2 separate regions of the Homo sapiens genome follow, and region 1 is linked to region 2. A link is a loop called in an ENCODE intact Hi-C map of the cell type or tissue named here. Cell type or tissue: heart left ventricle. All regions are shown on one strand. Links, peaks and the distances in the headings refer to the core of each region. The heading gives the core; the rest is flanking DNA.

Evidence for each region. A loop is a pair of places that touch in the nucleus more often than their neighbours do. Peaks named below come from ENCODE experiments on the same cell type or tissue, not always from the same donor. Only the 100,000 strongest peaks of a DNase experiment are listed, where the experiment ranks them.
Region 1: a loop joins it to region 2, with 9 times the contacts of the local background. A loop is called at or near these places in 1 of 110 quality-filtered maps.

The regions. Positions count from the first base shown.
Region 1 is chr2:231,320,549-231,324,940 of GRCh38, forward strand. All of the region lies in intron 19 of ARMC9 (armadillo repeat containing 9), which reads left to right. Among named protein-coding and RNA genes, the nearest start is that of MIR4777, 40 kb to the right of the region's middle. In heart left ventricle, for the core only: no CTCF peak of the experiment used is centred there; DNase peaks (open chromatin) are centred at 763 and 1,663; H3K27ac peaks cover 921 bases.
Region 2 is chr2:231,254,686-231,259,077 of GRCh38, forward strand. It overlaps ARMC9 (armadillo repeat containing 9), which reads left to right. Exons shown (of 25, transcript NM_001352754.2): 10 at 1,901-1,935; 11 at 4,306-4,392. It also overlaps the pseudogene RPS28P4. Among named protein-coding and RNA genes, the nearest start is that of ARMC9, 58 kb to the left of the region's middle. In heart left ventricle, for the core only: no CTCF peak of the experiment used is centred there; no DNase peak of the experiment used is centred there.

The DNA.
Region 1 (4,392 bases), core at 111-4,110, 66 kb after region 2:
CCTCATGGACAAAAAAAAAAAAAAAAGATAGTGTCCTTTCCTTCCTTTTCTTCCGTATAGTGTCCACTCGCTGGTCTTTCTTCTGGAGCTATATAGAATAAGCCTAATCCAGAAAAGGCAGTGGCAGGGGGTGGCATTAAAGCCAAGGCTGGGACCTGTCTTAATCCCTGGTAGGCATCTTATTGGCAGGTGAGCTGATGGTCACAGCTCACTGAGGTATTGGATCACATCCTTGTCTTGTATCATGTGTGCATTTGATCAGCATGCTCTTCCTGTCCTTATTCCAAGTCCAAGGCAACAGGGAACAGGTGGGGCCAAGCATGGAAGCCTCTCTATACCTGCCAGAGACCCACAAAAATGATAGATGCATGGTTAATACTTGCTGAATGTCGAGTCAGTGACTGGCAGAATCTGAACACCAAGAAAGGGTTCAGAAGCTAACTCCCTGTGTTTGAGTCCTGCCTGACAACTTACCAGCTGTGTGTGGCTTTGGGCAAGCTGGTGAACCTCACCAAGCCTCAGTGTTCTCATCTGTAAAGCGAGAATATTAATACCCTTTTCATCAGGTGCTTGTGAGGATCAAATGAAACAATCCATGTCAAGTGCCAGGCAGACTCAATGCCTGTCAGCTGTTTTTAACGCCGCCCTTGCGATCTAGAGACAGACTGGCCTGACTGGTCTAGAGGCAAGCCGAAGTCTGCTGGAGTGGAGGTTCCTCATGTGCTGCCTGGCCAGAATTAGAGAGAGCCAAGGCCAGGGCTGGCCCGGATGGAGCGGGGATGGAAAGCAGCTGGCAGAGAAGTAGAGCACCCTCAGTGGGGAAAGGAGGGGTGGGAGGAGGCTGGTCCCAGGCCACACTTTGGGTAGCAGCAGCCTGGGAGTTTTTCCTGAGGTTTTTTCTGTGAAACTTTAAGATTCATCTAAACAGTATTTCAGAACATAGACATTATATTGAATAATAGTTTTTTTTGTCTTTATGACATTCCTGCTGGCATGTAAGAAAATCCCTTCATTGGGTCAGGAGTGTGTCCAGTCCTGGAGTGGTGGTTTCTTCTTAACTAGCCCATCTTCACTTGCTCCAGGTTGGGGCGGGGACATACCCTGCCTTGGTCCCTAGGTCTTTTGTTCCCCTTTGCCCGTTGTGTCCTGAGCACACTCTTAGGATCCTGTTTGGAAGGGGCCCTGATTTCGGTTACCCTCTTCCTCTTCTCCATGTGAAGCGCGGTGTCTGTGGTACTGCTGGGGCACTGGGTCCCTCTCCCTCTAACCTCATGGAAGCTTTCTGCTCTTTCACTTCCTGTCCCACTGAGCCTCCAGGTCTTCTCTTATTGGGTGTATTAAATATTGCGATAAGCCCTGCTTTTCCTAGGGCGACTTTGCCATCATCTCCACATTTCTTGCTGTTTTTGCTTAGAGTACAGAAAAAGTTTAAGCAAGTAAACTGAGCGGCGAAAGCAAGAGACTGGGAGAATTAGGGAAGTAAAGGTTGTTTGGGTTCTCCGGTTTCTGTCATATCCTTATTTAATGAACTGGTCTGGTTGTGAAACCAACTGTCATACCCTGGGCTGCATTTTTGTGAATGGGGAAATGAATGTAGAGGGAGACTTCTCCGCGTCGCGGGGAGCCCTCAAGGATCCCGGACGTGCTTCCATCTGCAGTCGTGGGCACGTGCTCAGGAGGAAAGCTGCACACGTGGCCAGGGCCCATTCCACTGGGGAAGTCAGCGCCTCACGCTGCCTGGCCTGGTCACCTCAGTCCACCCTCGCTCTCCCATGTGGAGTGTTTTTCCCTTATTTTCACAAAGAGTGAGATTTACAATTCAGCGTTCTGAGAAGGTGTCTCAAATTTAAACTACTTATAGAAGTCTTATAATTATTTCAAGTGGAAAGCACACCGGATACTTTCACTTGTCATGTGTAAAACCGCCTGAACACATTCTGCTCTGCATTCTATCTGTAAGAATCTGAGTTTTCAAATGCATTTAGTGGTCACCCTTAGTTTTGTTTTCAGGCCAGTTGCTTAGAATCTGGTTTGTCTGGAGTATTATGTATCGAAAGCCTCCAGTTAAGCATCTTGTAATGTCATAAGGTCACCAAGCTGCCATGGGGAAGCTTCGCATTAGGACATCTAAATTCATCTCAGCTCGAGCGCCTTTTTTATGAGGCATTCTTAATTTCTTGAAGTAATCAGTTATCACTGAGCTCTAACATTAGTAATCTGATGCATTCTGCTCTGGTACATAAAGACCAGTAATTTTAGTCAAATTCCTCCAACAATGGTATTTAAGACCCACCCTAACGAGGCATTTATTCTTGAGTATTTCTTTATCCATCACTCCCTTACTTCACAAAGTAGATTTTAAAATATGTCGTTTCGTTTGGAATTCACAAGCAGCTCAGACAAGTTAGCACAGTGGCTGGTGCCCTTGTCGCCCAGTGCACCCAGCACCTTGCCAGGCTTGCATTGAGAGAGGCTAGCAGAATTCTTTCCCCGAGCAGGGCACGGTGGCTCATGCCTGTAATCCCAGCACTTCAGGAGGCTAAGGTGGGAGGAATGCTTGAGGCCAGGAGTTAGAGGCTATAGTGAGCTGTGATCATACCACTGCACTCCAACGTGAGCTACAGAGCAAAAACCTGTCTCTTAAAAAAAAAAATGGGGGGAGAACTGATGGCAGCAGTGGCTCCCCTCCCAGCTGGAAGGCCTGAGTTGGCATTCTCAGAGGGTGCCTCTTGGCCTCACCTCTGGGTTTGCCCATTATTAAAAGTCCAGATACATCCTCAGAGTTGTTTTCATCTGCCTGGCACTGATTGAGAAAGTGGAGCAAGCGCCTGCTATCAGCAAGCTTCATTGCTGGGAGGTTCTCTGCTTACATTTCCCACCGCAGGTAGTGGGCTCCTCTGCCTGCAGGTGTTACTGGGAACGGTTGAATGAAGCTCTGGCTTCTTTGTTAAGCTGCCCTTCCCACCTCAACTAGCGCAGCTCAGTTTGCTTCCGCTCTCTCCCCTCCCAAGCCCTAAGGATGCCTCCGTTCCCTTTTCGCCGGTTTCAGTGTTTCTCAGAAACCATGGCAGTGACTTGTTTATATCTACACAGTATCATGGCGTTCCAAAAGCAGAGAATTTAAGAAATTTCTTCCATCAGTAAGTCATGATTTTAAAGGAGGCAGCCAAGTGATCCCATTTACTAGCTAGAGAAAATGAGGCGCTGACAAGAATCATGTCTTTCTGAATTAGAACCTTGGTACAAAACTTTTTAAACCAAGAACCATCAATTTGGTGATGATTTTCACCTCAGTTTTCTTACATCTATGCATTTGACATTGAAATAACAATAGCGTTTGCCTGCATGTTGCACTAGAGAAACTGAGGCAGCGGAAGCCAACTGTCCCTGTTGTGAGCAGGTCAGCTGCGGGGCCCTGGTTCTGCCCCAGGCCCCCTGCTCACACTGCTAAGCTGCAATTCAAGTTAACTTTTATTAATGGGTAGCAAATATTAGGAACAAATGCAGAAACTGTCCTGTGTTTCTGGAGGTTAGGGAGGGCCTATCAATTCTCAGCAAATTTAATTGTAAAGTACTTTTTTTTTTTTTTTTTTTTTTGTGATGTAGTCTTGCTCTGTTGCCCAGGCTGGAGTGCAGTGGTGCAATCTCGGCTCACTGCAACCTCCGCCTCCCAGGTTCAAGCGATTCTTCTGCCTCAGCCTCCTGAGTAGCTGGGACTACAGGCACACGCCACCACGCCCAGCTAATTTTTGTATTTTTAGTAAAGACGGGGTTTCACCATATTGGCCAGGCTGGTCTTGAACGCCTGACCTCGTAATCCGCCCACCTCGGCCTCCCAAAGTGCTGGGATTATAGGCCACGCGGCCTATAAAGTACGTTTAATTAAAAAACAGCTTTGTTTTAATTAAAAAAAAAAAAAAAGGCCAAGCACAGTGGCTCACGCCTGTAATCCCAGCACTTCGGGAGGCCAAGGTGGGCAGATCACCTGAGGTTGGGAGTTCGAGACCAGCCTGACCAACATGAAGAAACCCCGTCCCTACTGAAAATACAAAATTAGTAGTGGCGCCTGCCTATAATCCCAGCTACTCGGGAGGCTGAGGCGAGAGAATCACTTGAACCGAGGAGGCGGAGGTTGTGGTGAGTGGAGATCACACCATTGCACTCAGCCTGGGCAACAAAAGCAAAACTCCATCTCTAAATAGATAACTAACTAAATAAATAAATAAATAAAATAAACCAAAATGAAGACAGGTACAGTGACTCACGCCTATAACCCTAGCTATTCAGAGGCTGAGGCAGAAGATCGCTTGAGCCCAGGAGTTCAAGTCCAGCCTGAGCAACATAGCAAAACCCCATCTCAAAAAAAAAAATTTTGTTTAATTAAAACAAAAC
Region 2 (4,392 bases), core at 181-4,180:
AATTGAAAAAAATTTAAGTATCATTAACTGACAATAAGATTTTTAACAAGGCTTCTGTAATTTCATGCACACAGGGGAGAATCATAAAATGGATCCCCAAGTGCCCATCACCCAGCTTCAGCAATAAATGGCATTTCACTAATCTTGCTTGCTTTCTTCTCCTCTACTTATTCCCTGCCCCCACCCTGGAGTTCTTTAAAAGCCAATTCCAAACATGTCATGTCACCTGTAAATCATTCAATATACATTTCTAACTGATCAGAGGCTTTAATATACAAGCACATAGCCACAACACCAAATACAGTTAACACTAATTCCTTAGTATCTAATACCAGTCCACTCCATATTCAAGATTTTCCTTATTTTCTCAAAATATCTTTTTACAGTTGGTTTATTTGAGTCAGTTCAAACAAGCACTACACACTGTATCTGCTTATATGTTTCTCAGATGTATTTTAGTACATAATACAGCACTACCTGTAGTGGCAAAAAGAAACACACACACACACACACACACACACACACACACACACACAAAATAAATGGGACAAGAATCTCCGTAAAGTAGGTGATGATTTTGCCTATGGACAGGATCAGGATTAAAAGAGAGTGGGGTGGAAGAGGGGTTGTTAATGTTTTTTAAACACGTGTAGAAAATGTTTGACTTGGTACAAAGTGCACATTTTTATACTTGAAGAGAAAATCTTAATAAAGAAAAAAACCAGAATAATATAATGATTCATATTGCTTTTGTTCTTCACAATGTATTTAACTAGGCAGTTTGAAATGCCCCTGGGAGTTTGGTCAGGGAGAACCCATCGTTTTCCATAGAGGATTTTTTTTTGTTTGGTTGTTTTTGTTTTTTTTCTAAAGAAAATAAAGGAATCAAAGAATGGTTACTCCGTAGGCAGAGCAGCCTCTAGAGTTTTTCTTGGAGTGGTGTAACATCAAACCAGGGCTGGGTAGGCTGTGAGCTGGATTAGTGGTGTGTAACTTTAGTTTGGGTTGATTTTTACATCGTATGTGACTTTGGTTGGTGAATCCTGGTGGATTAAAACTTTGCACATCTGGGCCAGGCGCAGTGGCTCACGCCTGTAATCCCAACACTTTGGGAGGCCGAGGTGGGCGGATCACGAGGTCAGGAGATTGAGACCATCCTGGCTAACACGGTGAAACCCCGTTTCTACTAAAAATACTAAACAAAATTAGCTGAGCATGGTGGCAGGTGCCTGTAATCCCAGCTACTCAGGAGGCTGAGGCAGGAGAATGGCGTGAACCCGGTAGGCGGAGGTTGCGGTGAGCCAAGATTGCGCCACTGCTCTCCAGCCTGGGTGACAGAGCAAGACTCAGTCTCAAAAAAAACAAAAACAAAAAAACCGCCTCTCCGCCAGACCGCCGCCGCGCCGCCATCATGGACACCAGCCGTGTGCAGCCTATCAAGCTGGCCAGGGTCACCAAGGTCCTGGGCAGGACCGGCTCTCAGGGACAGTGCACGCAGGTGCGCGTGGAATTCATGGACGACACGAGCCGATCCATCATCCGCAATGTAAAAGGCCCCGTGCGCGAGGGCGACGTGCTCACCCTTTTGGAGTCAGAGCGAGAAGCCCGGAGGTTGCGCTGAGCTTGCTTGCTCGCTGGGTCTTGGATGTCGGGTTCGACCACTTGGCCGATGGGAATGGTCTGTCACAGTCTGCTCCTTTTTTTTTGTCCGCCACACGGAATTGAGATGCTCCTTTAAATAAAGCGTTTGTGTTTCAAGTTAAAAAAAAAAACCAAAAAAAAAAACCCAAAAAACCTAACTTGCACATCTGTTGATTCCATGCTATTAGGGTGATTTGGGATCCGTGCATTGCTATCAGTGTTTAACACCATCTGTTTTCTTCTGTCCTCTTCCCCCCAGGCATCCACCATGTTACGAGCCTCCTTGGCACCCGTGTAAGTAACTGCTCTTAGGAATTTTTATTAAGGAGAACAGCAATGTGTAAAACGGGAATTCAAAGTGTCTTTAATAAACACTTAGCAGCCTAGGTTAGAGGAATGCCTTTGAGCTAGAGCTACATGTGAATATTAAAGGAAATACGAGTACTTATAAGTAATGTTGTTAAACTAGAATTATTTTTTATTGCCTGTGTGGTTTTTTTGTTTGTTTGTTTTTTTGAGACAGAGTTTCGCTCTTGTTGCCCAGGCTGGAGTACAGTGGTGCAATCTCAGCTCACCAGAACCTCCGCCTCCTGGGTTCAAGCGATTGTCCTGCCTCAGTCTCCCGATTACAGGCATACGCCACCACGCCCGGCTAATTTTGTATTTTTAATAAAGACGGGTTTTCTCCATGTTGGTCAGGCTGGTCTTGAACACCCAACCGCAAGTGATCCACCCCCTTTGGCCTCCCAGAGTGCTGGGAATATAGGCGTGAGCCACCGCGCCTGGCCATCTTATATTGTTAATTCTATTCTTTTGGTAAGGAAGCCTCAAACAAAAAAACCTGTTGAATTGTTCATATGGTATTGTATAGAAGTGAATCTAATCTGCTATCATAGTGCAATCCACAGAGTGTTGCACTGTCTGAATTTATGTTGTCTGCTGGTTCACACTGTGATCAAGGCCATGGGCAGCCCTGTGTATGCCTGAGCACTCCTGTCCTGATGAGTTGGGCTGTCCCCCTTACGAGTGTCTGATGCTGTGGTGGCAAGGAAGTTGAGAACCTTTGACTTGGGCATGAGGACCAGGGTGGCTTCTGGGACCCTCTGAGCCAGCTTTGCGGGAGAGGAGGGGAAGACGGGTGCTGTGTGATTCCTCACACACCTGAGATGCCCACAGCCTTCCTCCTCCCTCAGCCCTGCCTGAGTCTGACCTTGACCCCACGCTTTATTCTCTCCTACCACTTTGGCAGCAGTATCACTGCACAGACTGCTAGGGTTAAAAGCCCACCCCTGCTACCCTCCCTGTGACTGGGGATTACTTGTTTAATTTCTCTGTGCCTCAGTTTCCTCACTTACAAAATGAGGAGAATCATAGTAATTCTATTATAGGATTATTGTGAGGATCAAAATTAGTTAATACGTATACAACACTTAGCATTTGGCATAATACTGTAGTATTACACCAAAATTAGGAAACTATCATTGATACAGTACTGTGAACTAGACTGCAAACCTCATTTAGTCTCACCAGTTTTTCTATGCCCTCTAATCTTTTCTACAATAAAACAACAATAAAACAAAACGTGAAGACGCTTGTTTTAGCGACAAGGAAGCTGAGGTGATTCCTTTTGTTTCTGGCTGACCGAAGGTGGGTGGCAGGGCAGTCTGAGCTGTGTGGATCTCCAATCCAAGGTCTCTCCTCACTGAAACCTGGCTCCCCAGAGGTCTTTGGAGTCTCCCTGAGGAGGGTCTGCAAATTGTCCTACAACCCATCTCCTGCCTATGTTCCCATGCTGCTTCCTGACCACACCTTCTACCTCCTTGGAGGGCTAAGCCACCCACCTAATTACTCTTTTTTTCTTTTTTTTCTTTTCTTTGAGACGGAGTCTTGCTGTGTCTTGCCTAGACCGGAGTGGTGCGATCTCGGCTCACTGCAGCCTCTGCCTCCTGGGTTCAAGCGATTCTCCTGTCTCAGCCTCCCGAGTAGCTGGGACTACAGGCGCGTGTCACTATGCCCGGCTAATTTTGTGTTTTTAGTAGAGACGGGGTTTCACCATGTTGGCCAGGCTGGTCTCGAACTCCTGACCTTAGGTGATCCACCCGCACAGGCCTCCCAAAGTGCTGGGATTACAGGCCTGAGCCACCACGCCCGGCCCCCGACTGCTTACTCTTCACACTTGTTTCCTGACTGTTGTTCATATTCCCCCGGTCCAGTAGCTCAGGCTTGAGAGGAACAGTGGCTTCAGGTGTTTAGGTAGAACTCTTGGGGCCTGCTGATGCTAATTTTCTTTGAATTATGTCCAAAATTCTAAACAGAACTTCAGTGGAAAGTCATGATGCCCTCAAGGTGATTTCTTCCCTATGCTAGGGAGGTCTGGCTGAAGGTGAATGTAGGGGTTTCTAAATCTGTTCAGGCAAAGACTCCTTGTTTTAGGAAAAATGTTAAACAGAACCTAAGTCCATCCAACAGAATAGGCAGAGCTGAGCTGGTTGAAGCTGAGGTAGGAGCCTAGAACCCAGCCCGCCCTCCAAGTGGAAGCCGGGAGGTCATGCTGGGAGCCCATGGGAACAGCAGGCTCTAGCTTGGGTGTCATAATGCTCAGGAGGTGTAATAAACATGCCCTTTTGCCCTTTTCTTTCTCTTTGAACTTGTGTTGCTGAGTAGGAAATTGAAGGATGTCCCATTACTGCCCTCCTTGGATTATGAGAAACTGAAGAAGGATTTGATTTTGGGGAGTGACCGCTTGAAAGC